2 separate regions of the Homo sapiens genome follow, and region 2 is linked to region 1. Evidence: chromatin contacts called from ENCODE Hi-C or POLR2A ChIA-PET data. All regions are on one chromosome and are shown on one strand. The core of a region is the stretch at or near the end of the contact, and the rest is flanking DNA. Distances in the headings are between cores, read along the strand shown. Region 1 has its middle 130 kb from the start of TLE1. Region 2 has its middle 96 kb from the start of SPATA31D4.

Evidence for each region. A loop is a pair of places that touch in the nucleus more often than their neighbours do. ChIA-PET counts read pairs that join two places held with the same protein, here RNA polymerase II (POLR2A). Pooled maps may share reads with other maps.
Region 2: a pooled map shows a loop between it and region 1 (2.6-fold over the local background). The contact joins two enhancer-like sites. A Hi-C loop is called at or near these places in 2 of 168 maps with a recorded cell type or tissue (Calu3 and PC-9) and 2 of 50 pooled maps. POLR2A ChIA-PET finds 5 or more read pairs at or near these places in 1 of 52 experiments (B cell).

What each region holds. Positions count from the first base shown.
Region 1 is chr9:81,560,586-81,565,006 of GRCh38, forward strand. No RefSeq gene overlaps it. Among named protein-coding and RNA genes, the nearest start is that of TLE1, 130 kb to the right of the region's middle. Within about 2 kb of position 2,331, at least 10 of the 41 ENCODE cell types and tissues checked have a DNase peak (open chromatin) inside an H3K27ac peak, as active enhancers do.
Region 2 is chr9:81,830,086-81,834,506 of GRCh38, forward strand. No RefSeq gene overlaps it. Among named protein-coding and RNA genes, the nearest start is that of SPATA31D4, 96 kb to the right of the region's middle. Within about 2 kb of position 2,511, at least 3 of the 41 ENCODE cell types and tissues checked have a DNase peak (open chromatin) inside an H3K27ac peak, as active enhancers do.

The sequences.
Region 1 (4,421 bases), core at 1,081-3,580:
GCAATGTCTGAAGATATTTTTGGCTGTCACAACTGGGTGGGTATGCCGCTGGTACCCAGAGGGTGGAGGCCAGGGAGGCTGCTAAACATCCTGTATTGCACAGGACAGTCCCCCACAACAAAGAATTATCCAGCCCACACAGCAATAGTGTATACCTATGTAAAAACCCAGCAAGAAGACACTTGCTCGAAGCACCCTTGCTCTTTTTACTGTATGTATATTATAATAAATAAACTTATGACAGAAATAATTCTAAACCAACAAAACTATTTACAGTATCAGAGACCTTAAAATGGGTTAAAAAAATGAATTAGATAATGGGATAATGAATCTAAATAACATCAGAAAAAAAATGGACCTCATTTTTAACATTTGTTCATTGGAATGCACTTTAATAAATTTGAGTCCTTGAGGAGACTGAGCAATATGCACTTGATGTGGTTTGGCTCCGTGTCCCCACCCACATCTCATCTTGAATTATACTCCCATAATTCCCACGTGTTGTGGGAGGGACCCGGTGGGAGGTAATTGAATCATGGGGGCAGTTTCTCCCTTACTGTTCTCATGGTAGTGAGTAGGTCTCACGAGATCTGATGGTTTTATCAGGGGTTTCCACTTTTGCGTCTTCCTCATTCTCTCTTTGCCTGCTGCCATCCATGTAAGAGAGGACTTGCCCCTCCTTGTATTCCGCCGTGACTGTAAGGCTTCCCCAGCCACGTGGAACTGTGAGTCCCACTAAACCTCTTTCTTTTGTAAATTGCCCAGTCTCAGGTATGTCTTTATCAGCAGCATGAAAATGGACTAATACACGGCTCCAGGATTTTTCGAGTTGCCTATTTTTTCAGTATTTACATAAGACCTCATGGTTCCCTGTGGTTCCCCAGCAAACTCATAGAGATACCATGAGATATTTTAAATTCTCAAGAGAAACACAGAGGTACTTAACAACTGCCAGACACTGTACAAACTGCTAGCCTCAACTAGTTCAGTTTTAACATGAGGTCACAAAATTCAATATGAAACAGAAAGTGAGGGTTGGTGGTGCTTCCATAATTTGAGAAGCCGTAGTGTTCTCAACTAGCGTACACAATCTCATTAGTAAGTGTGGTCATCTAAAAAATTTTTTTTCTTCCGATTTATGTGTATTTATTTAAATGTTTACTAAGTAATATATAGGGCGCAGGTACTATTAAGTTGTTTTACCCTAATTACTTAATAAGCAGAACTGGGCCAGGCATGGTGGCTCACGCCTATAATCCCAGCACTTTGGGAGGTCGAGAGGGGAGGATCACTTGAGGCCAGGAGTTCAATACCAGCCTGGCCAACATGGTGAAACCCTGTCTCTACTAAAAATACAAAAATTAGCTGGGCGTGGTGGTGTGCACCTGTAGTCCCAGTTACTCAGGAGGCTGAAGGAGGAGAATTGCTTGAACCCAAGAGGCAGAGGTTGCAGTGAGCTGAGATCATACCACTGCACTCCAGCCTGGGAGACAGAGCAAGACTCTGTCTCTCTGTCTCAAAAAAAAAAAAAAAAAAAAAAAAAAAGCAGAACTGTAGATATTTTCTTTAGGTTTGGAGTGCCATGAAAACATCACTGGGTACCGTGAACAGAGAAAGTTTGGGAACCTCTGCCTAAGAGAACTGAATGATTGTATAAATTTAGCAGTATTTATACAATACATAGCACACTGATTTGCAGTTTTTGAAAGTAAGCGTGTTTCCTCCCCCTTGAAAAAAGGCATTGTCTTAATCGTCTTTGTCTGTCCAAAGACAGAGAATGTTTGCTGAATGGCAGTTGAATGAAAGGGGGAACATTAGCAGCTTGTTACTCCCAGAAGAGCGTGGCTAACGTGTGATTTCAATTGACGGGATAAAATTTGAAAACCCACAAAACAGAGAAGAAAGCAAGGAAATTTTTAGACAGGGAGATGTGAGGAATGGGGCTTTCCCTGTGTCCTGACATGACAGAGCAGACACAATGGCCTCCTCTGTCCCTGGGAGTGGCTTGGCCTTCATGTGAGCACAAAAGACATAAGATAAAATTCCTTGGGCTGAACATTAGAGCAGTTGATGTCACCATATCTATCTCATAATCACCAGTGGAAAACAGCCCATTCGCCTTGAGCAAGCATAGAATTTTTCAGCTGTGTTCAAAGCATTGCCACAGCCATGTTCATTTTGTCACCTGCTTCTTACTTGGTGAAAAGCATGAACATCACGGGGCTCCTGTGCCTGGCCCTGGTTCAAATTTCCTGGCTTTCCAAAAGGCATGCAGGCCTCTCTGCTTTTGCACAAGGCAGTAACCCCTTGACCTTTTGCAGTTTTCCACAGTTGTGTCATATCCAGTCACTCACGGGCAAGCACAATTAGTGGTACTGCCAAGTGCGGGTGGAGAAATGCCAAGGCGGTGAGGAAGTGAATCAAAATGAATTGAAATTACCTGCAGAGAACTGATGAGGAGGACTCAGTCTGCCGCAAAAATCAATGAGTTACAAAACAAAACAAAAAAAGGTCTGCCTGAGAAAATCAATGAAACCCAAACGGGGTGACCATCGAGAAAAATTCTCACATACACACAAGTCATACCTGACCTCAGATGTGCCCAGCAAATCCAGCTCTTGCCCAGCTTGCTAAAGGGAGCATAACCCATCTACCCTCTGCAGCAGGATTTCTCAAGCTTCCCTGTGTATGTGAGACACCTGGGGACCTTGTTAACTTGCAGAATCTGATTTAGTAGGCATAAGGTGGGGGTCTGAGAGTCTACATTTCTAACAAGGTTCCAGGAGACATTTCTGCTGCTGGTGTGTGAACCACGCTGAGTGGCAGGCATCTAGAGGTATGTGGTTTCTCAAAGGGTAGCCCTTACACCAGCATCATCAGTACATCTGGGAGCTTGTTACAAATGCAAATTCTTAGACCTCCACTCCAGTCCAACTGAATCAGAAACTCTGGGAATAGGGTCCAGAAATCTGACTTTTAAGCTCTCCAGGTGTTCTGATGCATTCTAAAGTTTGAGAACTGCAAATATTCTAGATCTGTGTTTTCGTGTAGGTCCATGCCCATCTCTACAATAAAAATGTTTTATGCTAACCGAACCCTAAGGTCTCTTACCTTCCTCTGAAATCACCATCCCTTAAATTTCTATTTTATGTTGTTAACTTTTCAACAGTCATATTTATCTCCCAAATAGCTATTGTCTTGTCTTAGAAATGACATCAAGAGCTGCTTGAGAGCAGGGGCCATACCTTGTGTAGCTCTGTATTTCCAGCTTAGCACAGTGTTTGCCACATGGCATTTGCTCAACAAATACTTCTCGATAGGCTGATGGGTATTATGTGGATTCATGTTGAAGTCAAATATGAAGTGACATGCAGGAATTCATTTTCTAGTTCGAGCATCCTTTTCAACTGAATATAGGCATTTCTGTGAATACCTAATGCTGCATAACAAACCACCAAAAAACTTAATGGCTTAAAGTGACAATACTCATTTATTATTTCTCATGGTTTCTGTGGATCAGGAATTCAGGACACATGTGGCTGGCAGTTCTGGCTTGGCTTGGGGTCTCTGATGAGGTTGCAGCCAGATATTGGCAGGCTAAAGTCAAGCAAAGGCTTGAGTTCCTCTCCACTGATGGCTGCTTGAGTGACCTCACAAAATGGCAACTGGCTTCCCCAAAAGGAAGCAATCCAAGAGGCCAAGGCAGAAAGTCTGAGGCTGTCACTTTGTTTAGTATTCTATTGCTCACATAGGTTAGCCCCAGTGCGAGGTAGGAAAGGACTGCACGAGAGCGTGAATAGCAGGAGGCAAGGATAACTGGAGGTCAGTTTGGAGGCTGGCTGTCGTAGTGGGTATCTTCAGGTAGCCACAGACATTGCTTTTGCTCTCAAGGAGTTTGCATTCCTGAGGAAGACAACAAACAGTAAGCAAGTCCACAAATAGGGATTTAAGACAGAAATACATGTATAAAAAAAAATAAAACAAGCAGGCAACGGGGTGGGATGGGGCTGTGATTTCAGATAATGAGGCCAGGGACTCTATGTGGTCATGATATTTGAGCTGAACGATGCAAAAGAACCTCCATGTGGCAACCAGACAGAGGGAACAGCTTGTGCAAAGGCACTGGGCAGGAGGCACAAGCTTGGCATGCTTCAGAAACAGAAAGCAGGCAAGTGCAGCTGGAGAGTAGTAAAGAAACAGGAGAATGCCAGTGAGGAGAAGCCAGAATCCAGGGAGGCGGGAAGGGAGCTGGAAGGGTTTGGTGTCTCCAAAGCCAAGAAAAGAGAGCGTTTTTAGAAGGACAGAGTCATCCACTGTTCTAAATGCTGCTGAGAGGTTGAACAAGAAGAACATAAAGAATTGGCCAACGGATTTGGCAAGGAGTGCTTTGCAGACCTTGTCAAGAGCAGTTTCCATGGCGT
Region 2 (4,421 bases), core at 1,261-3,760, 270 kb after region 1:
TAGCTGAAACTATAGGCGTGTGCCACCAAGCCCATAATTTTTGTAGAGACAGGGGTCTTGCTTTGTTGCCCAGGCTGGTCTCAAAATCCTGGCCTCAAGCAGTCTTCACTCCTTGGCCTCCCAAAATGTTGGGATTACAGGTGTGAGCCACCACACCTGGCAAGAGACTTTTTATGTTACCATTTTAAGAGGAAGGAGGCCCAACTACCCAAATAAATATCTTCAGTGCAATAGAGGAAGTCCAGAAATTCCAAATTGCCGGCCAGAGTCCACCATTTGAAGATAAAGTGCGACACTCAAGAGGCTGAGCCTGGATTTAGCTGAGACAAGTGTCGGAATGACCATCCCTCACTTCTAGTCTTTCCTGCCACTACATTCATAGCTTTCTTTTAAATTTTGACCAATAAAAATTGTGTATATTTGGCCAGGCGTGGTGGCTCACTCCTGTAATCCCAGCACTATGGGAGGCTGAGGTGCGCAAATCGCTTGAGGTCAGGAATTCGAAACCAGCCTGGCCCACATGGTGAAACCCCGTCTCTACTAAAAACACAAAACAGTTAGCCGGGCATAGTGGTGCATGCTTATAATCCCAGCTACCTGGGAGGCTGAGTCAGGAGAACTGCTTGAACTCAGGAGGTGGAGGGTGCAGTGAGCTGAGATTGCGCCACTGCACTCCAGCCTGGGCGAGAGAGTGAGACTCTGTCTCAACAAAAAACAAAAATTGTGTATATTTATACAATTTGTGTAATGGTGTACAACATCATGTTTTGAAATATGTATGCACTGTGGAGTCATGTTTCTCTTTCTCTCAACATCCTAACAGTCATATTTTCTGCTCGTCAGCTCCAGACATTAACGTGAATAATGTGGAAGGTAAAACAACACATCCTCTGGATTTGTGAGTAGCTGGAAGTTGGCCTTCCTTATTTTATGCCTATGCCTCTCTTGCCTAGCTAGCTCAGTGTCACCTCAAGTTTCTTTCTTTTTTTTTTTTCTTTTTAATTTTGAGACGGAGTCTCGCTCTGTCGCCCAGGCTGGAGTGCAGTGACGTGATCTCGGCTCACTGCAACAGGTGATCTCGGCTCACTGCAACCTCTGTCTCCCAGGTTCAAGTGATTCTCCTGCCTCAGCCTCCAGAGTAGCTGGGATTACAGGCACCTGCCATCATGCTTGGCTACTTTTTTGTATTTTTGTAGAAGTAGCGTTTCACCATGTTGGCCAGGCTGGTCTTGAACTTCTGACCTCAGGTGATCCACTCACCTCGGCCTCCCAAAGTGCAGGGATTACAGGTGTGAGCCACCGTGCGCAGCCTCACCTCCAGTTTCTTTCCCTTTCTTGTCTAAAGGAGGGCTGAGCGTGCCTGGAAGGAAAGAGGGGTGTTGAAAACAGGTGAGCAGCCCTTCTCCTGGTACAGCCAGCAAGCTTGTCCACACAGTGTTTGGTGTGGTACTTATTCTACCCTTCAGGACAATGCTTTCTTGGTACTTCTGAATGCTGCTGCTGGCTCCTGCAACCACACACACACACACGCACACCTGTAACGCACTCCTCTGAAAAACTCTAATCTCAGACAGAATGCAGCCAGCTGAAACCAGCAGTGGAACATCCTTCTCTAGATACCTCAGGACATAATGGAGACTGACTTTCTGGGAGATTGCTTGGCTGGGTGGAGAATGAAGACTTTAATTTCAAGCCATCTTGTTTGCAGTTTCCTTGAGAAAAAAATCTTGGTTTGGATGACACCCAGTATAATATGATTTATTTGGTGTAAGTGCAAGAATTTTTCTCTTTAATTTTCTCATTTCCTGAACATAGGGCCTTTTTTTGAGATTTTTTTTTCTTTCCACTGTTGTTGACATATTTGGTTTCATTTTTAAGAGCAAAAAAAATTATTTAGGAGAAAGGCTTAATTAAGTTTTCTAGGGATATTAATTTGGCGATTACTTGCGTTACTTAACTAAAGAAAAGCCAAATAAAACTATATAGCTATGATTTCAAGGCATAGCACTTCAGAATAAGTGTCAGACAAAATTGTTTCTTGTTATGATCTGGGGAGTGGCCTATGAAAGCTGTTTTGAGTTTGGAGGAATTTTGAAGTTGTTGCTTTATGGAAATTATGATGTTTCTGGAGAGATCCTCCAGGTTCCACATTCTGTAATTCTGTAATTTCTTTTCTTTTCTTTCTTTTTTTTTTTTTTTTTGAGATGGAGTTTCGCTCTTGTCACCCAGGCTGGAGTGCAGTGGTGCAATCTCGGCTCACTGCAACCTCCACCTCCTGGGTTCAAGCAATTCTCATGCCTCAGCCTCCCAAATAGCTGAGATTACAGGCATGTGCTACCACGCCCGGCTAATTTTTTGTATTTTTACTAGAGATGGTGTTTCACCATATTGGTCAGGCTGGTCTCGAACTCCTGACCTCACGTGATCCACCGGCCTCGGCCTCCCAAAGTGCTGGGATTACAGGCATGAGCCACCATGCCTGGCCCCATCCCAGACTTCTTCCAGCTGAGGAAGATGCTGAGCCCAGGCACAGGCCAAAAAATGGTGGAGTTCAGTGACAGCATTGAAGGAGCATTCCGGCCTCCTCCCTCTGTTTATCCTTTTGTCAACGTGGATGATGTTTGCCAGGGTAGAAAAGCCACACATTCTTGGTATAATTGATGGGGCACTGTCAAGCAATGGTATAAGTGGTTTATTTTGAAGGAGGTTATTACTGGCCACAAAACTTCAAGTCAGCTGTTTGCTGGGAACCCTCATGAAGGAAGCCCCTGTTTTGGTGTCCACCCTCAAAAGCATCTCACAGAGGGCTTACTGTACTTTTGCACCCAGCCACATTTAATCCATTTATAAGACCCCTTTGTCTGAGATGCCTTACCAGAGGAAATTAATGAAGGATATTGCAGACAGCTTTTAAGAATGTCTTTTCTATAGCACTGTGTAGTTCTGAGAGCAAAGTGGGTTTTTTTCCCCCACATTGTTATGACTTGACATCTCCGATGTGGAATGTTTCCAGCCAGTTATGATAGGAAAGGGCTGGACTTTTTACTCTTGTGGAAACCACGGCAGAAGAAAGCCATTATATTATCTATTCACTTGCTCTCCTGTAAATATAAATGCATTTAAGAAATGGGTCCTCGTTAGGGGAGGTGAGGTGGCAGCACTTAAAAGTCAGGCAATGAAAAATGGAAAGTTTGCCCCGGCGCGGTGGCTCACGCCTGTAATCTCAGCACTTTGGGTGGTCGAGGCGGGTGGATCACCTGAGGTCAGGAGTTTGAGACTAGCCTGACAAACATGGAGAAACCCCGTCTCTACTAAAAATACAAAATTAGCTGGGTGTAGTGGCACATGCCTGTAATTCCAGCTACTCGGGAGACTGAGGCGGAAGAACCACTTGAACCCAGGAGGTGGAGGTTGCGGTGAGCCAAGATAGCGCCATTGTACTCCAGCCTGGGCAACAAGAGTGAAACCCAGTCTCAAAAAAAAAAAAAAAGAAAAGAAAAAGAAAAGAAAAAAAATGGAAAGTTCAAGATCACAATGGTTACCATGTGGACAGCAGAAGATAAACATGTGACTCACAAGGAGGAAGATATATTTAATAAACCTATCCCCGAATGAAAGGTCCTTGGTCTTTTGGTTTTTGTTGTGTTCATTTCACAGCAGATCAGTGAGCGTGTCCTTACTGCCTGGCCCCAGTTCAAGTCCTGGTGTTAGTGCTTCGGCTTTGAAGTCAGATGACCTGGGGTCAAGCCTGTGCCTTGCCACTGGGTGGCTGTGTGGCCTTGGGCAAGCTATTTGCTAAACTTTCTGTTTCTGCATCTATACAAAGTGAATAAGACTGAAACCTTCCCTTCATAAGGCTGTTGAAGGCCAGGCGTGGTCACTCACGCCTATAATCCCAGCACTTTAGGGGACCGAGGTGGGAGGATCGCTTGAGGCCAGGAGTTTGAATTCAGCCTGGCAAACATAGCAAGACCCCATTTCTACAAAGAAATTAAAAATTAGCTGAGTGTGGTGGCATGTGCCTGTAGTCCCAGCTACTCGGGAGGCTGAAGTGGGAGGATCTCTTATGCCCAGTAGTTTGGGGCAATAGTGAACCATGATCCACTGCACTCCAGCCTGCATGACACAGTGAGATCCTGTCTCCAAAGCAAGGAAAAAAGGCTCTTCTAGAGGACTAAATGAGGTAAAGGAAACGTGTAACTGGGGTATAATGGGCATGCAGCCCTGGGAAGCTCTTGCCATCAGAGCACCAAGCACACACCCCTTAAAACAGAAATATTTGGGCCAGGCGTGGTGGCTCATGCCTATAATTCCAGCACTTTGGGAGGCTGAGGCAGGTGGATCACTTGAGGTCAGGAGTTCGAGACCAGTCTGACCAAAGTGGAGAACTGTCTCTACTAAAAATACAAAATTAGCCGGGC